Linked DNA regions of Homo sapiens: region 1 is linked to region 2. Evidence: chromatin loops called from intact Hi-C (ENCODE). Cell type or tissue: GM12878. All regions are shown on one strand. Each heading gives the region's core, and the rest is flanking DNA. Links, peaks and the distances in the headings are about the cores only.

The links. A loop is a pair of places that touch in the nucleus more often than their neighbours do. Peaks named below come from ENCODE experiments on the same cell type or tissue, not always from the same donor. Only the 100,000 strongest peaks of a DNase experiment are listed, where the experiment ranks them.
Region 1: a loop joins it to region 2, with 2.4 times the contacts of the local background. A loop is called at or near these places in 1 of 110 quality-filtered maps.

Annotation. Positions count from the first base shown.
Region 1 is chr6:115,890,232-115,902,851 of GRCh38, forward strand. LOC124901385 (a long non-coding RNA gene) reads right to left here. Exons shown (of 2, transcript XR_007059720.1): 2 at 11,564-11,988. Among named protein-coding and RNA genes, the nearest start is that of FRK, 160 kb to the right of the region's middle. In GM12878, for the core only: a CTCF peak has its summit at 6,512 (motif pointing left); no DNase peak of the experiment used is centred there; H3K27ac peaks cover 868 bases.
Region 2 is chr6:115,052,515-115,065,134 of GRCh38, forward strand. LOC105377960 (a long non-coding RNA gene) reads left to right here. Exons shown (of 3, transcript XR_942905.1): 3 at 929-966. Among named protein-coding and RNA genes, the nearest start is that of LNCPOIR, 510 kb to the left of the region's middle. In GM12878, for the core only: no CTCF peak of the experiment used is centred there; a DNase peak (open chromatin) is centred at 6,554.

The sequences.
Region 1 (12,620 bases), core at 2,110-10,109, 840 kb after region 2:
CTGTAACACTCACCGCGAGGGTCTGCGGCTTCATTCTTGAAGTCAGTGAGACCGACCCACGAATTCCGGACACAGCACATCCCCCATGCAGGCATCAATCCATACATACAGATAGAGTGTTGATAGAATAGTGCCTCCCGCAGCCAGGCCTTAATCGCAGATAGACATACACATTCATGGACACACATTGCCGCATGTTGATACTTGCAGAGGTATTCATACATGTGCAACCACACCTGTCTTCATTCAATAGGACAAGAATAGCACTTCCTTAAATCTCTTCCATGGGCCACTGCTCCCATGAAATATTTAAAGCCAAAGAAATGTCCAGTGGATACTATTCCCACGAGCAAATATACTAGGGAATACTGTGCAATAATCCCCACTTCTTAGAGTTTCTCAGTGTGCATTAGCCAGCCCTTCATTAAAGCAACACATGTTAATTAGTATCACTCCATATTTCCCACGTTTATTTATTCTTTTCTTCTACTCCTTCTATTCCTGAAACACTTTTGGATACGTGAAAAATGCTAAATCACAGGTTTTATAGCCATTACGGACTAAGATGAATAAGTGGAACAAAAGCAGAAGAAAGGAAAGAAATATATTCTAGCTATTCATAGACTGTGAAGTATGGACAGAATAACTCAAGAAAACAAAGTATCTATCATGAAAACAGTATGAAATCTGCTTAAAACACATTTAAGTCAAGCAATTTTTAAAGTTATTTATTTTAAAAATCTTGTTCCTATAACCAGAAGCTCTGTGTCAAAAAGTAGTTTGTTTCTGAAAACAGTCAGTGACTAAGATTATTGCAAAGAACTTAAATTTCAATGTATGTGAACTCCAGTGACAGTGAAGTTAAAAAAAGAAAACAAAGAGTGGGAAGATATTTCTCTCTTCAAAAAAGGAAGAAAGAAAGAAAACTTGCAGTGAAAATTCTGAGAGGTAGGTAGAGTTTCTTTGAAATGAAGTATCAATTTTGTTTCTAGTTTCATGGCAAAAAAATAAAGTGAGTCTAAGAAAGTGTTTCCAGCAAAGCAGTAACCACAACCTTCTTACTCACCCATATGCCTGACTCATGTGGCTGAAGGATGAGTGTCATCACAGTGAGACATGATCTAAGGACATTCACAAATATAGGTCACACATACACCAGAAGATTTTAATAAGTAAGCAATTGAGAGAGAGAAAAGCCCAACATGTGTCTCTTTGAAACCATAAATGGAGAAGAGGGAGAGGACCAGAATTCATTAAGGACCAGTAAGGGTTGGAGAGAAGGTATCAAACTAGACAAAGACTGCTGTTTTCATTAACTTCTTTCACAGCATTATTCAAAGACATATTATCTTTAAAGTGTTTGGCTGTACTTCCATTTTGATAAATTTAAAAAGAGAGTTCTACTTTTTATTGTGAAAGCTAAAAATGGAAAAAATGATCAGTCAGGAATTCAGATTAAAACACATTTCTTATCAATCAGATGGCCCCAAGCATCAGGTGTCATCTGTGGTCCCACTCACTTATCACAGGTTCAGCCCTTGTGGGTTAATTAGGCAAACTTGCACACATGGAGTAATAAAAAAAAATCACAGGGTGAAAAAATGACCGTAGTATCCTTTGAGGCATTTCTCCATTTTCTACTGATAAGATCTTGATCATTATCCTTTGCACAGACCACTGAGCTACGGGCTGTCCACCAAGAATACACTGAATGATGAGGTCAGATTATTCTACACAGGCATGCTTCATGTTGCAGATATAATATTGAATCTTTCCAGCAACACAATATGTGGCCTTTTCCCATAGGCTATGAGTTTATCCTTCTATAAAAAGAGCATAATGCCTGGCCATCTGAATAGCTCACTTTGCTTCTTTGATTTTAATCAGTACTGTATATTTACCTAATTCCAGAGGCATTAATGGACTCACGTATAACATTGTTAGTGGCAAAGAGCAGGTCCATATAATTTGTTGCCCAAACTGAGATACTTCTGAGAGTGAAAGAGGAACTAGTAAGATTCTTGGGCAATGGGTGTAAAATGAGATTTTCCTGGACAGTTGGGGATGTATGGTGGCCTATAAAGAGGGGACTGAATCCCAGACCCTAACATTGTCTCGTACTTACAAAAATAACATGCGGAATTTCAGATCAAAAAAAGCCAGTTAAAACTTCTATTCTGGATAGTTCTGGCATTCCCCTCACTTCCTTTCTTTACCTGTTCCTTTACCTATTCCTGTACTGTCTGGCTATGATCTTATATTTAGACACTATACTTCATCCAAGTGAATCTTCCAATATTTTACTGAGTTTTAGTTAAAATCTCCATATAGTCAATTTAAAGTTCAAAGGGAGCATGATAAAAAATTCTAGTAACAAACATGTTTTCAAAAGATGTCATAAGGTCAAAGAATGGCTTTTTTCTCTGCTCGGGCTTTTTAAAAAAGAGAAGCCACGATGTTCTGTTTTTAGAGCTATTTGGATTTCTATTCTAAAAATAAAAAATAAAAGACACCACATTGAGAACATGTAAAAAATGAAAGAAAAATTCAGGAGATTTACACCAAAGAAACTAAACCCAGGGCTGTGATCATCACAGGCTCTGTGTAAGCCACAGCAGAGCGGGCGACAAGCCCAAAGGGACATGGAAGAAACATGAATATAGTCGGCACTGTGAGTTAATGATGTTATTTATTGGCTCTTGTGCAGGGGTCAGGTACTTGGGTTTAAGGTCATGGACTTCAGATAATTTATTTTGAAAGTTCAATCCTAAGTCTGGGACAATTGCCTTTATTGTGTGATTTGGCATGTTCTAAAAATCTTCCCCACTGGAAAATACATCTGACTGAATCTGTCATGGAACCTGACAATCTGGTATTATAGTACTATGTTCCCTAGGCAATCTGGAACCTGGTCCTATATTCCCTGACATCTTCTATAACGGTGGTTGTTGCTTGTCTGGGTCACAGACCTCTTTTGAGAATCTGATAAAAGACATAGATCCTCTCCATAACCCCACCACCAAAAAAATGCATAGGTGACATTCACAGAATACTGTGAATACTTTTAGGAATTTTGGGGAATTTCCTCACTGTTCATCAATTTTACCCACAGGTAAGTTAAAACTGCTGCTCTTTTAGGACATCAGAAGAAACGTGTTTTTTTCTAATGGTCTTAGATATGTTGCCAACTGAGGGCAACATGTTCACAAACTAATTCTTTTAGGGCAATATATGTTAAACTATTATGGTATATTTTTGCCTGATAATTAGTAGAATCTTCAAGAATTAAGACACATGACTTAGAAATGTGAACAGTAATAAAACTAAGAAAGTCTGCATTTATAGATAATCCATATCTTTTCTGTATTCAACTATGTTTCATTAAGTATTAACTATGTTTCAGATATTCTGATATGCCCTGAGAATAAAATGAAGAATAAGTTAAAGACAATAATTCTAACACATCAGCTAATGCTTATAATAAAATGGTGAGGGTTTGCAGGGAGATAATTGACCAAAAACAATGATAAACATATATTAAGAACTTGCTAAATGCCAGGCTGCGTGATCCGTCTATATTTACAGCCAAATGCAGTAAATATTTTTTAATTAAAAATTATTTTACAATGAAGATACTCTAGCACAGACAGCCTGAGCGACTTGCCAAGGTCACTCAGCTGGAGAAGTGACAGAGGAAGGAAATGAGGCCAGGGCTGTATGTCATAGAGGCTCTAATTCTACTTTTGCATTATCTAGAATTGTTCTTTATAAACTAAATCTAGAAGGCATGTGCATTGTGAATAAAAGAGGGAGATTTGGGCAAGGGAGTGATGGGGAAGACTAGTTACAGGCAGTTGTCGGAGATACTGAACTTGAACTCAATCTTGACAAAGCTGGGCAGGAAGAAGTATATTTAAGAGATTGAACTTAGTAATTAGTCAAAAGAGGTCAAGGGTAAATAAAACTCAGGAGTGACTCACAGGTTTCTGACTTGAGTGGCTTAGAAAATGAAGGTGTCTGAGATGAAATACGAAAGAGAAGCAGCTTGGAGGAAGGAAAGAAATGTGACTATTATCCAGTCAAGATTCTTGAGTTGACAGTGCCTATAGCACACCTAGTAGACCACTGAATATATTGATCTAGGGTTCAAGAAAGGTTTTTAATTAGTACAGGACTTTTTAAAGTGTGGTGCACAGACCGGGAGTATTCCCTGATACCCTTTTGAGAAACTCATGAGGTCAAAACTATTTAAATAACATCACTAAGACGTGAACATATTTGCCTTTTTTTGTTCTGTTGGTATTTGCACTGACGATGTGAAAACAATGGTGGATAATACTACTGGTGCCTTAGCACACGTATAGGCAGTAGCATCTACTACTGGGAGCCTGGCAGCTTTCAAACACTTTAAGGCTTTCCTGAGAAGATAGGCGATGATGTTTCAAATGTGATTGGTTGGTTTGTTTTGATGTTGTATAATAAAAACTATCAACATTTGGAAAATGTGTAACCCAAGAAATCAATATTTTTCCAAATAACAAATACGCGATGTTGTAATATCATGCCTGGGTAAAAGATCCATTCAAAGTGCAAGGTAGACCAGTGGATTTTAATGCAATAAAGTATGAGAAGTTATTTACTACAGTTTTGGATTCTACCTTGCAATTGCTTTTTTTGAAACTACCTCATTGATATTTGGTATAGTATCAAAGAAGAATATTCATAGTCACATGAAAAGACTAATACACCTCTCTTACCAACTATATATCTGTGTGAGGCCAAATTGTCTTTATATACTTCAACCAAAACAGAATATCACAACAGATTGAATGCAGAGGCAGATGAGAATCTACCTGTCTTCTATAAAGCCAGGCATAAGAGAGTTGCAAAAATGCAAAACAGTGTCATTTTTGTCACTAATTTTTTTAGTTTGGGAACATAGTTATTTTTCATTAAAAACATATTACTTATGTTAGTAGGTAATATTAGTACTTTTACATTGGTAAGTAATGGATCTATTACTTTAATGGATAAGTAGTGGATCTTTTAAATTAATTAGTAAATGTTCTAGAACCTTTCTATATTTAATGCAATAAGTATCAATAGATATGACCACATAATTAAAAACTCTTGATGTGTTCTCAATAGTTTTTAGAAGTGTAAAGAGTTACTAAGAAAAAAATATTTGAGAATCACTGAACTGGTATATTGAATTGGTATATATAAGACTAATCAGAATATATATGGTAACTAAAGCCATAGACAAGAGAGAACATTATTTTAAGTAATCTTCAATAAGAAGTTAATTAAAACTATTACTAACCTGTGAGTGGTAATAGTTAAGAGGATTTAAGAGAAAGGAATTATAAAAGAGAGTTCCTTGAAAGCCAGGGAAGATAGGAAAATTCTAAACACTTGAAACTAACTGAAGGGATAATTGAGGGACATCAATTTCACTATTTTCTCTAAGGTCAAACTTGGTATTTAATAGATGTCTCTTCATGGTGAAAGTAGGAACAAGCAAAGGCATGCACCTGAACAGCTTGATTCAAATGGCCACATTCCAGGCCAATTAAATACTTCTGAGTTTCTTAAATAAAATGTACAATAACCAATCAGAAAGACTGTGCCATTAATTAATTTGCTATGACAGCTCAAGCCAAGAAATGGACAATACGGAAATGGAACATTAGAAAATTTAATTGATAAAGAATTTGAAAATAACCTTTATAAACAAAGGTAAAAGAACTTGGATTATTTTTTAATGACAGTCTTTCAACATTAAGAAGGACACCACTGATTTGATTTTATTTGAAAACCTAATGAAAAGATGCATGCTAAAATATTTAAAAGGGCTCAGGCTAGCAACTACAAAATTGTATTGACACGCTGAAATATTATAAAGTTAACAACCCCCAAAGATCAAAAGAATAACAAACCAGCATCTTAAATGTGAACATTTAAAGAGCAAATGGTAATGCTTGTAGGTATCTTGGAGTCCTGTGGGTGTTGATCTGATTTTACACTGTGGTTCATCTAGATTGGAATGTTTAGCCCAATCTCATATTCAGGGGTAATGGCAAGTAAAACCCAGTAAAGCTAAGGGAAATGTTTTGTCCCATGAATCTTCCGGTTAAAAAAACACACTAATCTGTGTGACCAAAAGCAGCACTATAGGTCTTCACTTTATTGAATGCTGGAAAAAAATAATATTTCTGCTAAAGGCAGTAATCTTTAGGTCATTGTGGAGTTTTGTTTTAAGGTGTACTTATGTGTGCCTGTTTGTGAGCAACGATTTATGTTGTGTTTATCAAATTTATATACATACATATTCTTTCTTTCTTTTTATCCATTTGGACACATAGAACCTTAGGAATCTGTGAAGCATCACTGCTTTCTCCCTTACCCACTAGACAATCCACATTATCCACTCAAGATGCAAAATTGCCAGGAAACAAACCCTCTGTGGGAGCAGGTCATTTCATACCATAATAGCTCAATGACACCCTCTAGTGGGTAGTCTCCATGCTGTAATTTTGAGGAGGAAAAAATTGCTCTTAGTTTCCACTTTATCCTCAATTATAATATATGGCATTTTGAGAATTTGCACATTTCATAAGAAAAACATAACTTAATGGTTAATATGTTCTCAATGAAGACTGAATTAAAAAGCAGAAATTGAGTATCTAAGATGAACTTAGAATCATAAAAAATATACAAAAGCAAACTGACCTCAGAATGGCAAAAGAAGACTCCTCCTCAGCTGTAACGACCCACTCAGAGTCCCCAGAGATGGTTTTGACAATACAACTTGACTGCCATGACCAGAAGTATCCCTCCTGCAGAGACACATTTAAAGTAAAAGCAAGGAAAAGTTTGTTATAAACACCGCTAAATCAAAAAGGCTGCATAAGAAAGAGAAAGAATAAAAGGAAGATATCTTTCCTTTGTCAATACATCTTTGCTACAGCAAAAATTCCAGATGAGTTTTCTTTGGTCGGTAGATTAGAGAATACACCAACAAGCTAAAAAGAAATAAGGGTCTATAAATAGTTCTATCTCAGATAGCGGATTGAAGGCCATTTGTGAACATGTTCCTACACAATTTGCGACATGATCCATGAGCAAGTCCAATATTATGCCATCATTGTGGGAGTCAATGGGTTAAGACCCAGAACTTAATTGTCTATAGTTTGGGCCATTGAAAAACTTAACGCAGATATTTAGCAAAGCGTTCTGGAGCAGCGCAGACCACACTCTCAGAACGAGATTTCTCTGGGGCACACTGTGCAGGATCCCACAGGACCAGCTACAAAGCTATCAGCATGAATGAAGCATTATCGGCAGCCCCTTCCCAAGTAAAAACTGCAGATTAATATCAAAACCCACTGCATGTCTGTTCATTTTAAATGTCTGTCGTCATTTCTACTTTTCTTAGTGAATATAGGTTCAGGATTTCAAAACTATTTTTTTGTAAATTGGTCAACTTAATACAAATAGATGTCTGAATTACCAAAACCGGATTTGACTCTTCAATATCAATTTTCTCGTTCCCAAGAAGGAAACAATTTTTGCATCCCTTTTACTGAGTTTTATTTTAACCTGGATGTGTTTCATAATATATTTCATATTCCAGATTAGTGGGCAGAAGTTCTGCCCACTGTTAGTGCAGTGCAGTTTAGCATGAGAGGCAACTGGTTATTCCTCTTGAGTCAGAAGACTTGATTTAGAGGTTTGGATCATAACTCTGCAAATGACAAGTTGTGTGGCGTTGATGGAGTAAAAAAAAATCATCCTTGATGCTGTTTCCTTGGCTGAAAAATATAGGGGAAATAATCCGTGATTGTTTTACCTCAGAGTGTACTAAAGGATTTACAAGATCACTTACTTATGCAAAAGCACCAAGTGTATAGTACCCAATTGGTATTTTTTTTAATGTTTGATGAGTTTCTCCTTTTTAATAGGTATCTTGAGTTTTATCTAGTAGTTTTTTCTTTAACAAATATTAAAGTGAAAGGGTTTTTCTCCCAGTTATTAGTGACAAAATGAGAGTGAAGCTAGTTTAGTGCAGGCACCCAGAAACTTTTCAAAATGAGTGTGTCTCCTTGCTAGTCCTTGCCCATCCCCCCTTTCCCAAACACAGTCCTGTGTTTTTTTTGTTTTTTTTTTTTCTCGGAGATAGGATGATGACACATTGGTTCATAACAGCAGCACATCTGCTGCATATTATTGTGAAGATGTCATTGGAAGCCCAAGAATCTATAGGAATTGTTCAAATCCTTTGATCTTGAACCAGAAATCTTTCTTTGCCATTACTAAATAAAAATGTATTCCAGTTAGACTCAGAACCATGAAATTTGATGTGACTTTATACTTGAAAATGTTTGCCTTCAAAAAAATTTTTTTAAGGAATATACATATATTGTTCAGTTGTTGTCTTTTAGGAGTCTATCAGTATCCACAGGGAAAACGTGTAACCTGGAAGAAAAGAAATTCCCACTAGAAGAGAAAGATGTACTTTCTGTGGTTGATTATTTTTTGTATTGGTATTTGTTTCCTAGGGCTGCCAGAACAAAGTACCACATGCTGGGTGGCATGAAATAACAGAAATGTATTCTCTCACACTTCTAGGGCTAGAAGTCTTAAATCATGATGTCAACAGGATTGGGTTCTACTTGAAGCTTTCAGGGAGAATCTGTTCCATGCTTCTCTTATAGCTTCTGGTGGTTGCTGGCAATTCTTGACATCCCTTGGCCTGGAGACCCATCATCTAATTTCTGTCATCATCTTCATATGGCATTCTCCTCTAAGTGTGTCTTTGTCCAAATTTCCCTTTCCTGATAAGAACATCAGTCATTAGATTAAGGCCCACCCTAATCCAGTGTGGCCTCATCTTAATTTGATTACATGTGTAAAAACCCTATTTCCAAATAAAGGCATGAGCAGGTGCCAAGGCTGAGAACATGAACATGTATTTTGAGGTGTGAAATTCAGCCCAAAATACCTGACCCCCAAAAGACTACATAGACCCCAAATTAAACTTATCCATTAATGGCAGTGGTCTTCTCGACTTAAAATGATATTTTAAAATATTTTCCAGAAGTTAATTGTTAACTGGGACAGCAGCTCATTTAATAAAGAAAATTTCTTTTTAAAAAAACATTGTAATGTGAACTAAATACTTTAGAATATTTAATAAATTAATATATGTGGTTTATAAAACTGTGCCAATCACAGTTTACAATAGCATAAGACAGAATTTTTAAAATGCCATTCCCTTAATATGTTGACTTTTGATGCACAGGTTTTACACAATGACACCTGCTTTTGAGTCCCAATGCTCTACATCAGAGGGAGAATTTTAAAAATTAAAATCATAGTTATTAATGAGGCTTCTAATTTTTGGCATTTGATTCAATTTCTTCTTCAGCAAAACTTTTTATAAGAGCTATACTAAGTAAAAAGATTGATAAATTTTATGCTTCACGTTTTTTTTATTTTCCCTGGGATGGGTTGCTAACACAAAGCTGATAGGACGTCAAAAAATTGAGCAACTTGACATCTAGATAATCAGCTCCATGAAAATCTAAGCAAAACTGAGTAATGAAAAAAGGATGGGTGATACTGTTTGGGTGTGTGTCCCTTCAAAATCTCATGCTGAAATTGGATCCCTAATGTTGGAGGTGGGGCCTAGTGGGTGGTGTTTGGGTCATGGAGGCAGATCCTTCATTAATAGATTAATGTCCTCCCTGGGTGTGGCACAAGAGTGACTTTCACTCTATTAGTTGCTGCAAGAGCTAGTTGGTGAAAAAAAAGCCTGGCACCTCACTTCTCTCTCGCTTCCTCTTTTGCCGTGTGATCTTCACACACACTTTGCTTTCCCCCATGAGCAGAAGCCGCCTGAGGTCCTCACCAGAAGCTGAACAGATGTCAGCACCATGCTTCATGTATAGCCTGCAGAACTGTGAGCCACATAAACCACTTGTCTTTATAAATTACTCAGCCTCAGATATTTCTGTATAGCAATGCTAAATGAACTAAGACAGTGGGATCCCGCTTAGAGCTGAGTTCAAATCCCTGTTCATTCTTTCATTAACTACATAACTTTGAGCAAGTTGTTTAATCTATTTTAGTCCCTATATCCTTATATCATTTTAATCCCTATTGTTGTGGGGACATTAAAGAAAAAGCAAATATAAAGCAGTGGGCACAAATTAGGTGCCTAGTTAGTGCTTTCTCCTGATTCCAAGTGTTAATCATTCCAAGCCTTTGGTGTTTGCCTCAGTTAATAAGAATCTCAGTGTCTGTCAGCTCAGACCTTAAATAAATATTGTCTATAAAGCAAAAGAATACACAATGCAATTCTGATTCCAAAAAGCACCTTTTTAATCTAGTCAGCGTAGTTTAATAAATAGATTTTATTGCCAAAAATAAAAACATTATATTAACTGTGTGTAAAAACAGGGTAGTGTAGTAATAATACCTACCCATAACCAGAAAAGTGAGAGTCACAGAATCAATCTGTGAACTCCATACAGCAAAATGAACAAGACGTTCATGACAGAATTATGTTGACTAATAAATATATTCTCTCAGGTTGGTCTTTTCCTTGCTTATGTTAGAAACAAGGTGTGCAGATGCCTCATGTGTGTTCTCTCTATTTCACTTTTCCCTCCGTCAAACCTCCTGAAGCAATAAAACAGCTAACTTCACCTTCCTCAATGATCCTTTTATCTCATCACTGCAGTTATCCTTTCTGTCAAATTACAAATAATGCTCACAAATTTTAACCCACCAGCCAGAATGGCCCCAGTTCTAACCCAACTCAGAAACTAGCCTGAATAGTCACCCTTCTTAGAGAACTCTTCCATTTTTATCTCTGGGATATTTTGCATCTCATGCTGTATAACTATTAGTGTAGTTTTTGAAATGGATTTTATTATAAATAATAAAAGCTTTACAATAACATTGCACAAAACTACACTGCCAAAGTGGTAATTCATCACCATAAGCAGCAGAGTAAAAACAAAAAACAAACAAACAAACAAAAAATCCCAGAAAATTACATGTCTCCCTTCAAGATCTGCCTACAACTCTCTTCCACAGAGGTTTTCTAGACACTCTGTCACTGGCTGTGATCCCAGACATGCCCTCACTTCTCATGAAGCCTCCTACCCCTGCAGTACTTGGCACTTATTCCAGCTATGTCTGTGGTTGGTGGGATGCATGCTTACATTTGTCCATTCTTTGCAGGTGCTTTTCTGTGTTATGTTTATGGACTTTTCTATACTGTCCCCCATTAAAAGGGAGTGTGTGTGTGTGTGTGTGTGTGTGTGTGTGTGTGTGTGTGTCTGCACGTGTGTGCGCGACTTTTCTGTTCTGCCATTTTCTAAACACATAGTAACTGCAGATTCCTAGAGGACCTGTGGATCAAGAATGCTTCTCTTGTACTGGTTATTGATGTGCCCAGATAAATATTGGATACCTTCCCTAAAAGAGGCTTATAATCTAATGTGATTAAACATATTTTAAACGGTACATAGCAGTCAACAGAGTCATTATATTTCAGTTGTTAGCAGCATGTTTATTTGATCTGAAACACATATCTATAAAGTAACCTCTGTAAGTGAAAGAACAAAGGAACATAATATTCTCCCATTTTGTAGTTTTAAAAGCTGTGCACCATCTTTCTTTTTGAATTGCTGCCCCATCATGTTTGAGAAGAGTTGGCTGTTTCCTGCTTAGCTCCATTCATTTCCTTGACATCCTTTGATTCGGGCCTGGCTCCCTAGCCGCAATCCTTCCTTGTCACAGAGGTCCTGCCAGTGCAGCTCATTCAGTAGCCATCATCACAGTGAACTCTATCCCAGCAGCTCCAGATGGAAGATGGGGATAAACAGCTCCCCCCAGAGTGTTCTTCGATGTGATGCCATCAATCAACCTGCAGCTGGGACCAAAGAACCACTCAGTGATGGAGCCAGTGACTTCCTGCCAAAAACATAGCACATTTCTTAGTGCCCAGCTTCCTCCAAAAGAGGGATGTCATACCACATATTTTAGCATTCAAGAAGCCCTCAATACCTAAGATTTATGTCCAACTGTATGTAATCATGACCATTAATATTCTTTCAGGTTTGATTTTTTTAAGTATAACAGATACTCAATGTGGTAACTGTATCCATTTTACTTCCCTCTGGAAAGGAGAATTGTCTTGTTTGCTTGTTTCTTTAATAAATCACAATATAGAAAATCAAATAATCAGCTATTTTCCAAAGCTAGTTAGTACATTAAATTATTTTTATGATGCATTCCTGTTATCCTGTTACAGAGAGTGTTAGCATCTGCTGGCTGATGACGTGCAGCAGTGGTAAGCGGTTCATTTTTGTCTGCAAGTAGCAGACAGAGGGTGGTCCTTCTTTAAGCCAAGATCAAAATTGATAGTGAACAGTTGGAACTCTGCAGCACAAGAGGCTTGGCACCCACACACTGTAGGGTAAACATCCTTGTGTTGCCTGCCAGGGATCCATCCCTCTCCACCATAATGTGGGAAGGAGGGTGGTGCTGTAAAACATCACCATGGGCTATATGGGTAAAGAATAACCATCAGTGAAAAATATTAA
Region 2 (12,620 bases), core at 1,579-9,578:
TTTCCCTACACAATTTACATAAACAAGTTCTCAAATAATTTTAATGATTGAACTCAAGTACCTTAGTGGTACAAACAGCTAAAGTTGAAAATTTTGTTTTAAGTTGTCCTGGATTGATATTTCCCACAGGGAATTGGCAAAAGCAAATGCAAATATTCTAAGATGTAAGAAATCAAGTAAATAATAAATAAGCCACAAATAATTTTCAGAGTTAAAGTACCAAAAAAAACTTAGTGGGTCACAGATTTTTTAAAATATTGCACAATAAAAGAAAACAAGTCACCATGTGTGAGCATTAGCTAACACAATAATTAGCCTTGTTAGATTAAAAAAGGCTCCAAAAAATTTGAATCATCAAAGTTGGAATATATTGAAAAAATACATTTTTGTATTAACTATATTAAAAATACATTTTCAAAAATCTTGAAAATATATGTCAACAACAAAAGATTATAAAAAGCAAACCAAGGAGATATATATGTATATATGTGTGTGTGTATATATATACATATAAAATTTGATTTATATATAATTATATATATTTATACATAAACATTCAAATTAAAAATGAAATAAATGGGTTAAACACACTTACAGACAAGTAAAAAGAGAGTGAATAGATAATATAGTTGAAGAATTTTCCATTATTGATCTCAGATATTTAAAGATATGAGAAATACAAAAGAGAGATTTAGAAAGTTCTAAGAAAAAGTGCGAAAATTTAACACAACCAAACAGGATTCAAAAAATATCTAAAAGACATAATTAGGAAGAAATGCTATTTATTCAAAGGAATGATGGATGAGAATTTTCTTTTGTGAGAAACAGAGAATAGAAAGTGCACGTCATGTTTAAGGTTCATGGCTTCATTTGACTTGTAGAGAAATCAGAATTTGTAGACTTTCATTTCCTTAACTTTCTCTTACAGAAATGTTTGTTACACTTTTACTTGGCAGGAAATATTTAGTTTTTTAATACTCAAACACTTTATTGAAGTAGACATTTTCAAGAAGACTGCAAAAAGTCCTGAATGTGTACATTCTGCTGACCACAAAAAAATATATAAAGAACTCAAATAGAAGACTAGGCAGGTGGGTAGAGTTCTTATTTAAGAATATATGCATACTCTATTTCTTGTCATTTTGAATCATAGTTCTGTTATGAATGCTTACAATGAAGAGACCAAGAAACCATTCAATTTATTTAATTAGTGACTAAAATTTTCAGTTTTTATTTCCTGGAGTCTTTTAAACTGAAGCATTGTGAAGACCAAAAACTTAAAAGACATGTTGATTGTAGGACATATATTAGTTTACTCAAATACGCAATGTGTTTGTTTCAAAACCACATGTATAAGTTGACTACTATTTCTGAGTGGGATAAAAAACTTCATGGAAACAGTTTATATAGAGAAGAGGGTCCAAGTTTAAACCACAAATGGCTCCAATCTGTAGAAGGAGAGTGCAGGTAAAGAAGACAGCAAATGAGACTCTTGAAGAGGATCAGTTGAGGTATTGCTCCTCACAAGAAGGCATTAGCTGCGGGGGTCTGCCCGCAGACCCTGACCCAAATGATGGATGAATAAAACATACACTGACACACAGATATTCTGTTTTGCCAGTCCTGCTGAGTGTCCAACCGCCTGCCCACCAAGAAAGGTTTGTCACTGTGGCTGGCCTTGAGCAGTTTGCACTCCAGGCATTTATTTAGTATACAATTAACAACGGATGCTCTGAGTTAACACACTTGTGGATAATTAACATGGTTAAGAGAATAGTTCTACAAATGAATAAAGCTCAGGTACCGTGGTTTAGAGTAAATACCATTAGGCGGCAACATCCCTGGTCGACCTGCCCCCCAGCCCCCCCTCCCACTCAAGAGGGCCATCTGGCTCAAAGGTTAGTTAATGGAAGTAGGGTAAACAGACTTAACTGGGGAAGCCTCTATTGTCCCTAGTATTTACCCTATGACCTAATGCTCTAAGGTAGGGACCAGCTGCCTTCAGCCTGTTCAATTATTACAAGCTATGTAAAAAAGGTTTGTGACTATTCCCTATAACTTTCCCTAATGTTTCCCTTTAATATTTCTGCCACCATCCTGAGTGAATCCCAACAATCAGTGAAGTAAGGGGGAAAAGTGGGGGATGTTAGAGTCTTGGAAGCCATGAGAGAAGAGAGTTTTAAGAATATGAGTGTGGCTGACTTGGTAAGAAATTGAGTAAGGTGAGGACAGAAACATCATTAAAAATATTGGCAACCTTAACAGAAACATTTTTAATGGAGTAGTAGGAAAATAGTTAAGATTGTGTTGGATCAAAGTGTGTAACTGGAAACAACAATTGAAGATAGCCTGTGCAGACCAATCTTCTGAGCAAGTTGGCTTTAGGAGAGTTCAGGAATATAAGCAAATAGTTAGAGATAGTGAGAAATTGGATGTTTTGCTGTATTATGTTTTCTTTTACCTCTTTTTTATACAGTGGCTGAACACACCAGAAAATTCTGGTATACTGATATGATTGCCAAAGAAGAGAAGAAAAAAAGAGGAAAAATTAAAGAAACAAAGTTCTGAGAAGAGTCAAGGGGATGGGGCTTCAAAGAAGATATGAAATATTGGCCTTTTTCCTTTGGTAAAAGGAAAGACATTTCTATCATTAAAAGCAATGAAATAAAAGGTGGGCTAATCTAAGTAAGATTGCAGGTTTGTTGAGGACAAGATTAAGACAGTGAAAATATTAAGTGAGCTTAGAAAAAGGATATGGGAATGAATGAATGGACTGTTTCCAATTGATATTACAAAAGTGTTACAGCTATTGATAAAGAATCAATGAAAAAATATGAATAACAGGATGGTCAGGCAAAAATGAGAGTTTAACTGAGTTTGAAGATAAGCACAGGTCAATAGTACCTAGGCTCATTCATCATTGTTTTGTGACATCCTCCAGAAAGCCCATAATAATAAGATAAAACAAATTTCCATAACTGGAATTATAAAAGACTATTAGATTGACAAAATAATAGTAAAGTTTATATTGAATGACTGGTTGTAAAACAATGACTTGAAAAAGAGAGAGGTGATGCCAGATTTAGGAGATGGAGAGGAATATGGTAGGACTTGGACAACTAAAGATCTCCATTTTGGTAGAGATAAAGATATGACTCAGTAGAAATTTACATAAAACATTAGGAGGCACAGTCAAAGAGTGAGATTTCAGAGTAGGTTATCCAAAGAAAGTTTTCAACTGATAATTAAATCTATACTATTAGTGCTTATGTGAGTGACTCAGCTGGCTAATATGAAAGTCAGTGTTTTGAAGAAGTTGAAGATAATTAGGGCAGTGTGAGAGGAATACCAAAATAGACAAAAAGAAACCACATATACTGTAATTTTTGGCAGTAAAAAGAATTTTTTCATGTCACTTTTAGTACTAACTGGGTGACAAAAGTTAAATAACTCATTTATTTTCCTAAACTTTTGATTAATTTCCTTATTGGAGGCTACCACAAAGAAAATTGACAATTTTAGAATTCGAGGTAAAGGTCAATCATATATTAAATGTCAGTCCTGAGAAAAGAAATTAAGTCTTGACAGTAGAATATATTCAAAGAGAACCACCAACTTTGCCCCCTGCTAATGCGGCTTAGCTATAGATGCCCCCTGAAAATAATTTTTAGCTACAGTAATTATCTAAAATAAGCAAACAGAAATAGATCTTTGCTCCAGGAAATTTTCAATGCTGCCCTGAGATTGAGTAGGAAAATGTGTGTGTGTGTGTGTGTGTGTGTGTGTGTGAATGAACATGATCAGATACTTTTGGAATGACTTTGGATATTAGTACGTACACTATAGGCAAGAAATTCTGAATAATTCAGTGATATAAGACAACTTCTGTGTCTTTTAAAAATTATAGTCTAAAGAAAGATGTCAGAGAGATGAATATTTGCTTTGAACAAATGTAACATTTACAGAATCCTTTATACAAAGAATTAAACAGAAATTCATTATTTGTTTTGTAAAATAGTTATTATAATATCCTTTTAAATGTCATCTCTTCATTAAGTTTTAATAATTGGATAACTTTTGTAGAGCTCAAATATTTTGTACATCAGGATTGAAATGCATGCTAACAAAATAAACCTAAAGAAGAAAATTGAATAAAATATGGTTCTTTCAAATAAGCAAACAAAATTTAGTAATCTGAAAAGCAGAAATATTGAGCAAAGAGAATGCAATATGCACTAAAAATATATACCATTATATATTGTATATATAAAAAATAGAATGGAGATGGTTAATGGTTACAAAAATATACTTAGAATAAATAAGATCTAGTATTTGATAGCACAGCAGGGTAACTACAGTCAACAGTAATTTACTGTACATTTTAAAATAGCTAAAAGAATATAATTGGATTACTTGCAACACAAAAAAAGAGTAAATGCTTGAGTTGATGGATACTCCATTTTTCCTGATGTGATTATTATTCATTGCATGCCTGTATCAAAATATCTCAAATACTCCATAATCATTTATACCTACTATATACTTGTACAAATGAAAAATTAAAAAATAAGAAGTGTTCATTTAAAACATACTTATAATGGTTAAATTTGTGTGTCAACTGAGTAGGTTAAGGAATTTCTAGATAGGTGGTAAAACAGTTTTGGGTATGTTTGTGAGGATGTTTTAGGAAGAGATTGGCATTTGAATCAGTAGATTGGGTAAAGAAGATCTATTCATCTGTTGAAGGCCTGAGTAGAGCAAAAAGGTGGAGAAAGGACAAATTTTCATCTCTTTTCTGAAGCTGAAACATGCATCTTCTCCTGCCTGTGGACACTGAAGCTCCTGGTTCGAGTCCGGGACTCAAACCAGTGTGTCCCCCAAACACCCACAACCTGCAGGGCCCTCAGCCTTGGACCAAGACTTACACTATTGGCTCCCCTGGTTCTCAGGTTCTCAGATTTGGACTGAATTACACCACTGGCTTTCCTGGTTCTCCGGCTCACAGATGGCATCTGATGGAACTTCTCAGCCTCCATAATCTCATGAGCCAATTCCCATAATAAATATTCTCTTACGCCTACACATACCCAGTTGGTTCAATTTCTCTGGAAAACCCTAAGATCATACTAATTCCATCATATTTAATGTACATGTTGAAATATGAAATACTGTTTAAAAATGAACATTTATTAAGTTTTCTATGAATTAAATACAGATATAATCAAAATTAGCAAGTTTGGTGGTTCCAAAGTCTCCTAAATGTGACAGAAAGAACAGTTAAGAGAGGAAAAAAAAAGAATGTGATATCTAGAAAGAGAAAAACTTTTCCAGTGAAAACCTAAAAATTCTTAACCACAAGTTTTCACTTAACATTAAAGTATATTTAGAAGTAGAGACGGTAGGAGCATTTAAGCTCTCTCTCCCAAGAACCTACTATATTTTTATTACTACTGTTTTTTAAACTTTTATTTTAGGTTCAAATGTTACTAGGTGAATTTGCATGCCACAGGGTTGGTTTACAGATTATTTTATCACCCAGGTAATAAGCATACTACCTAATATGTGTATCAATGTTTAGCTCCCACTCATAAGTGAGAACGCAGGTATTTGGTTTCCTCTTCCTGCATTAGTTCGCTTAGGACATGATCTTGTTCTTTTTTATGGCTGTGTAGTATTCCGTGATATGTATGTACCACATACTATTTGTTACTAGGTGAATTGCATGCCACAGGGTTGGTTTACAGATTATTTTATCACCCAGGTAATAAGCATACTACCTAATATGTGTATCAATGTTTAGCTCCCACTCATAAGTGAGAACGCAGGTATTTGGTTTCCTCTTCCTGCATTAGTTCGCTTAGGACATGATCTTGTTCTTTTTTATGGCTGTGTAGTATTCCGTGATATGTATGTACCACATTTTCTTTACATAGTCTATTGTTGATGAGCCTTAGTGTTGATTTCATGACTTTGCTATTGTGCATAGTGCTGTGATGAACAAAAATGTGCATGTGTCTTTATGGTAGAATGAAGGAACCTACTAATACTATTTTAACAGAACTTTGACAGCTGCTTCTCTGTTTACACAGCCTAACATAAACAAATGTGTCTGCTTAGGTCAACAGTTAGAAACAGGAGGTTTACAAAACTCATTTGGCATGAAGACCAGTTTTGTTTGGTCTACAGAGATTTTAAATTTTGCAAACATTTAAAAATAATGAAATTTTATATGAAAATAAGTTTTCTGGCTTCTTTTGAAAGAACAGAATAGTTGGTGACACTGCTGTTAAAAGAAAAACTTTAGACAAATTAAATTTGACAGAGTTTAATTGAGCATAGAACGATTCATGAATAAGGTAGCCTCCCAAACCAGAATAGATTCAGAGAGACTCTGGCAGTGCTGAGTGGTTGAAGATTTATGGACAGGAAAAGGAAAGTGACATACAAAAAATGGAAGTGAGAAACAGAAACAGCTGGATTGGTTACAGTTTGCCATTTGCCTTATTTGAACTTGCTTTGAACAGTTGGCCACCTTTGATTGTCTGAAACTCAGTGATTGCTACAAGAGTAACAGCCTGTTTACACAACCATTTAGGCTACGGTTCACTATGTATAGAGAAACCTTTAGAATTAGCTCAAAATATGTAAGGAGGCAGCTTTAGACTAAATTTAATTTAACACTGTGCTTTAAGTAGCAGCTGGTTTCTTTTCACATGGGCCTTAACCTGTTCATTTTCCAGTCCTTTCCACTTACCTGAATACTTACACCTGCCCTTCCTGGAAAATTGTCTTGGCCCTTGTAGGTGTTTGACTTTGGGATGCCCTGCTCAGTCTGTGAGTTCTGAATGCCAATCAATTCCTTGCAAATCCCATCTTTTACTAATGTGGAAATCTGACCTCTACTCAAACCTATGTGAAAGGTCATAAGGCTCAGGAAATAAGACAGTAGATATGGCTCTGCCTGCACCTGTGAGAATACTGCAGAAGTAGAGAACAGAGAAATTCAACCTCCTGTGTTTGGATCAGACAAGAAACAATGGAAGGATATGTGGCAGAAGTAAATAAAGTAATTAATAAGAAGAATGAGACAATTTTAGGAGGGAATTTTATAAAATGATCAATTGATTGTGGAAATACGTTTCACTTTCCTTTCATTATTTCATATCTCAACTTCCTCATTCAATTAATTCAATAATGCGACTTTCTCATTTTCTTATACCCTTGTCTTCAATTAATTAATGCAGTAAATGAATGAGAAGTCAAATTTAAGAGAAATTTTCTATAGAGAACAATTAAGTCCAAAGGAAAAGATAATGAACAGAATTTAAATGAGTAAAATAAATTTATAAAATGTGATGGCCAAAATTATCATACTTTGTGTAATTTCTTTCAAAATGTTGGATGAATTTCATTCATTTACCACATTGCAAAATGAAAAATAACATGTTAAAGTCAGGAGAATAATCTTATGAAATCATAAATAAAAAGGAAATTATAGTTTTCATACTTTTGGTTACAAATGACAGAAGACAAAGGAATGTGAGCAATTGAAATCCAGTAGTTTTCTCACAAAGGTTAATTGAAAAAAATGAAGAAACACTTAAAAGTGTTAGACAAATGTACAGTCCCCTCTGCTCACTGACACTTGTTGGCATTCCTGTTTACAGCCTCTAAGACTAACTTTCTTAAAGTTCATGAAATATTTTATCTTAGTATGCTTCAATTCATCACTATGGCAATTTAAATTATCTTTAAAAGTAGTATTGCTGATTCAAATTATTTTTTTATATTGCTGATGCAACTTGTACTATACTCTTTCTTGATTGAATTTCTTATTTCTGAGGATTTCGTGTCTCATTTCTAATTACAAGGAGCTGTCCTTTGCCATCAACAATATGAATGAGCCTTCATTAAAGAGGTTTCACTGGAGAAAGAAAGAATGAGAAAAAAAACAGAGAGAGAGAGAGAGACCTTGAGAGTCTAGCGAGAGCAAGAAATAGACAGGTGTGAAAAAAGGAGATGAAAGAATACACCAATTTTATTTCATGCAGGGATTCTTAACAGTTGTATTATTGACATTTTGGGCCACATAGTTATTTGTTGTGAGGAGCTGAGCTAAGCTATGCTTTGCAGGATGTTTAGCAGTCTCCCTAGTCTTTATTCACTAAATTCCAGTAATGCCTCTTCTGCAAGTAGTGACAGCCAAAAATGTGTCCTAAAGTACAAAATTATTCTCAAACAAGTGTTTTATACTTTCCAGTCTTTCTGAGTTAAATTTTCCACAATAAAGCTATTCCCATGGTAGAGTTGACTGACTTAAAACTAAATCATGTCTAATTTTTTACATTTTAAAGAGTCACTGTTTTAAGGTATTTAGTTTCTGATTAAAATAATTTAAACTATTTTTTACTGGAAAAGTTTTATTCCCCTTTGTCTTCAAGTAAATGATTAAATTCCAATGAATATTACTCTGGCAACTAAAGGTTTTTCATATGAGGTATACATTTTTGGCTAGAAATAATTCCAAGAAAAAAAACCTTCAGTATAAATGTTTCCTTTATTTTATATTCTCATTTTACATACTATGGTTAAATGATTTTTGGTTAAAACACAAAACCTCAGAGCAAAGAAATGCATCAATAAGGAAGTTGTAATCAACTAATCTCTAATATCGGGTGACATTACAACGTGCCTATATATGCACAACACTTGATTGCCTAACCTTATTTTTTGTACTAGAAATAATATTTTCTATTCAAATATGAGCAGTTTGGTAAATATTGCTGATAATTCTTCTTATTATAATTATTATTATTAAGCCATGACTCAAAGTATTTATCACACTTTTCTCATACCTTTATTCTCATATTTTTAGAAAATCATTTTATGGCAGAAATTTGGCATTTAAAGATGGAAAAGCTAAGGCCCAGGAGGAAAATAATTTGTACATTACATAATGGTGGCACTTAGAAACTAATCAGGATCTTTAGGTCCATACTCTTGTGCTAAGCCACTAAGTGGATACTTCTGTGAGGTCTAGAAGTATCTTAGTTTTTTCTACACATTTACTAATTTTATACCATAATGTTCTGGTGTCACTGATTCACTAGCAGGGATTAAGAATGTTCTCACCAACTGGAGAAAATTTATCCTGAATGATATGCAATTAAGGGATTTGGATAGCTATGAAGAGCAACTACATAAATTGAACTGTAAAAAATATTCCAAACCATTGTGAAAATCTTATCTCCAAAGTAAATGAATCTAGGAAGTAATTCATTCCAATCTGTGTTGTCCAATACGGTAACCTCAAGCTACATGTGGAAATATAATTTTAAATTTAGGACATCGTGAAAATTTAAGGAAAAAACTATCACTCTGACTTAAGGCAATAGTCATAGAAAAGATGTTTCATTTTATGAGTTTTGCAAATTATAATATTCTCCAGAAATAGATGTCAGTCTACTTTTTTGATTTATGTTTTAAAATTCAATTTCTTGAGAACTCAGAGTAATATTGACTGGCTGCCCAACCCTGCTCAATCTGACATGTTAGGAAGGCTATTATCAAAAAGACAGGCAATAGCAAGTGTGGGTGAGATCATGAAGAAAAAAGAACTGTTGTAAAATGTTGCTGAATTCAGTCTGCTGGTATTTTATTGAAAATTTTTGCATCTATGTTCATGGGAGATTTTGACCTTTAGTTTTCCTTTCCTATAGTGTCCTTGTCTAGCTTTGGTATAAGAGTAATGCTGGCCTCATAAAATTAGTTTGGAAGTATTTCATCTACTTTTTCCTGGAAGAGTTTAAGAAGGAATGGTATTAGCTCCTCCTTGAATGGAGTTCAGCTGTGAAGGCTTCTGGTCCTGAGCTATTCTTTGCTGGAAGGTTTTTTTATTACTCCTTATTCATTATTGGTCTGTTCCGGCTTTTATTTTTGTTAATTCAGTCTTGGTAGATTGTATGTTTCTAGGAATATGTCCATTCCTTTTAGGTTTTGCAATTTGTTGGCACATAATTGTTCATAATAGTGCCTTATGAGGTAAGTGTTGGTGAGGGTGGGGACCCCTTGTACACTGTTGGTGGGAATATAAATTGGTACAGCCATTACAGAAGTTTGAAACTTCCTCAAAAAATTAAAAATTGAACTACCAAAGGATCCCTCAATTTCTCTGCTGGGTATATATCCAAAGGAAATGAATTCAGTATCTCTAAGAGATATATGCATTCCCATATTCATTAAAGCATTTTTCATAATAGCCAAGATATGAAACCAACCTGTGTCTGTCAATGGATAAATGGTAAAGAAAGTGTAATTTTATTTACATATATATTTTCCACACATATATGAAAAGTGAGAATATAGACAGTGTCCCTGGGAACTTTTTTTTTTTTGAGACGGAGTCTCTATCACCCAGGTTGAAGTGCAGTGGTGTGATCTCGGCTCACTGCAAGCTCCGCCCCCCGGGTTCACACCATTCTCCTGCCTCAGCTTCCTGAGTAGCGGGGACTACAGGCGCCCGCCACCACGCCCGGCTAATTTTTTTGTATTTTTAGTAGAGACGGTGTTTCACCATGTTAGCCTGGATGGTCTCAATCTCCTGACCTCGTGATCCGCCCGCCTCCTCCTCTCAAAAGTGCTGGGATTACAGGCATGAGCCACCGCGCCCGGCCCCCTGAGAACTTAATAATGTGATCTGCTGCAGAGTATTTTGAGATGACCAATTCATAGAGGATGGTCATTAAATTCAACTTGTACAAAATTTGATACAATATTCTGTGCAATTAGGTATTTAATTAAATATTTAAATGAGTTAAAAAGTTAACCTGAATATAAAATATATGTTAGAACCATTGCTCACTGTAATAACTAACATGAAATAACATTTTCCTTTCTTTAGTATTTTCTTAATGATGAAAAGTTGTAATTGTAAGAAATATTTGAAAATAATCATGCCAATATATGCAATTCTTGGAATCTTTTACAGTGTCAAACATATGCGTTGTTCACAACATTTTTTCCCACAAATATTTGTTGATTATAATAAACTTCCAAGCAAGTATGATTGGAGAAACCCAAGATACTCTGGTGGATGAGCTGAACTTCAGTTTTTTGGGAGGCACTCCTGTCTTCATGACTCTAGAATCAACTGTTGAACCTCAATTCTCAGGAGTTACCTAGAGTCTAGGTAGGGACTAGACTGTTCGAGTCCTTATTTCTATGAAAATTATTGCTAGACTTGTGAAACTCTAGGCCTAAGATCAGCGGCTCTGTGCACCCCTAAGATATTGATGGCAGCATAGGTGCTATTTTGTGCTAAATGTTTACGCTACTTTGAAACCCTTTAAGGGCCTGAAACTCTGTTAAATGCCTATGGCTGGCAGATCAGGGTTGTGGAGTAGCTGAATTCCTTTGTCAAGCCAACTCAGTGTCTAAAACTTGAGTATATATTAAAATTCAGAATGTTCATTTATAAATGAATAAAGTTTCTTAAAATGTAGGTGCTCTTATAGTAGAGAATCCTACATCATAGACTTTGATTTACATTTTTATGAATTTGTTGGTCTCCTAGATTGCTCTGTTTGAATATGCACAAAGATAATATATTACGGTTCAATTCTTCATCACAGCCTTGAACATTTCAATTTCTTAAGAGTTCTATAGTGACCTCCAAAATCCTCTATGCAGAACTTGCAATGAACACCTGTACATTCTAGTTTTCACATTTTAGGACATAAAGATAAGAAGCATTACAGTGTCGGATGTGTGTAATGCAAACAAGCAACTGCCTGCTGCTAGATGACTTAATTATTAGAAACAGTGAAAGGGCAATATTCATTTTTCAGGCCTGAGTGGTTATTTCTTTATGTTAATACAATTTTAATCCACATTAACATTCTTCAGATGCCTTATAGGAATCCCCACATCTCTTCTTTTCCTATCTGGCAGTTCATTTTGCAAGATTATCAGCCTTACCGTGGCTTTCAAATTCTTGTCGTTCTCCCAGTTTAAAGATAATTTCCTGAGCTTATTACAGACATTCCCCCATTTTATATAAAAAATTATAAGTTTATATAATTTTTTAAACACTGTTTTTCTTGCAGTCTGCATTTTGTGCTTCTTTTAATCTTCTTCTATGAAATGCTTTATTTCCTAATTGTGATATTGGAATTTGCTGAGCCAACCATACTTGCTCCAAAGCTAGATTCTGAAGAAATGCAGGTGCTGCAGAACTGCTAAAAACTGTCACTTTTTCTCTGGCTAATCACAGTCATGGTTTGATTAACTGTTTGCCTTTGTCTGCTGCCTGTGGTGATGTGACTTTAGTTCTCTTATCTTGATGGCATCTGGAAATATCTCATAGGAATGAAACTGCAACGTAATTACTTCACACTGAACAGAGAAACAATATCATCCATTGTAAGCTGTGTAGGTGTAAACAGGGTCCTGAAACTATGTAAGAAAATGACTGCAGAGTCTTTATTCATGGAATAGCTCTCATTTTCTTTCATATGGTAACAGTATATTAAAATAGTTTGATTTTACAAAGCGCCTTTTATCTCAGTTTCTCTGTGTATTTAGAGACTATTCTGTAATGTGGTATTAAGCAAACACGTGTC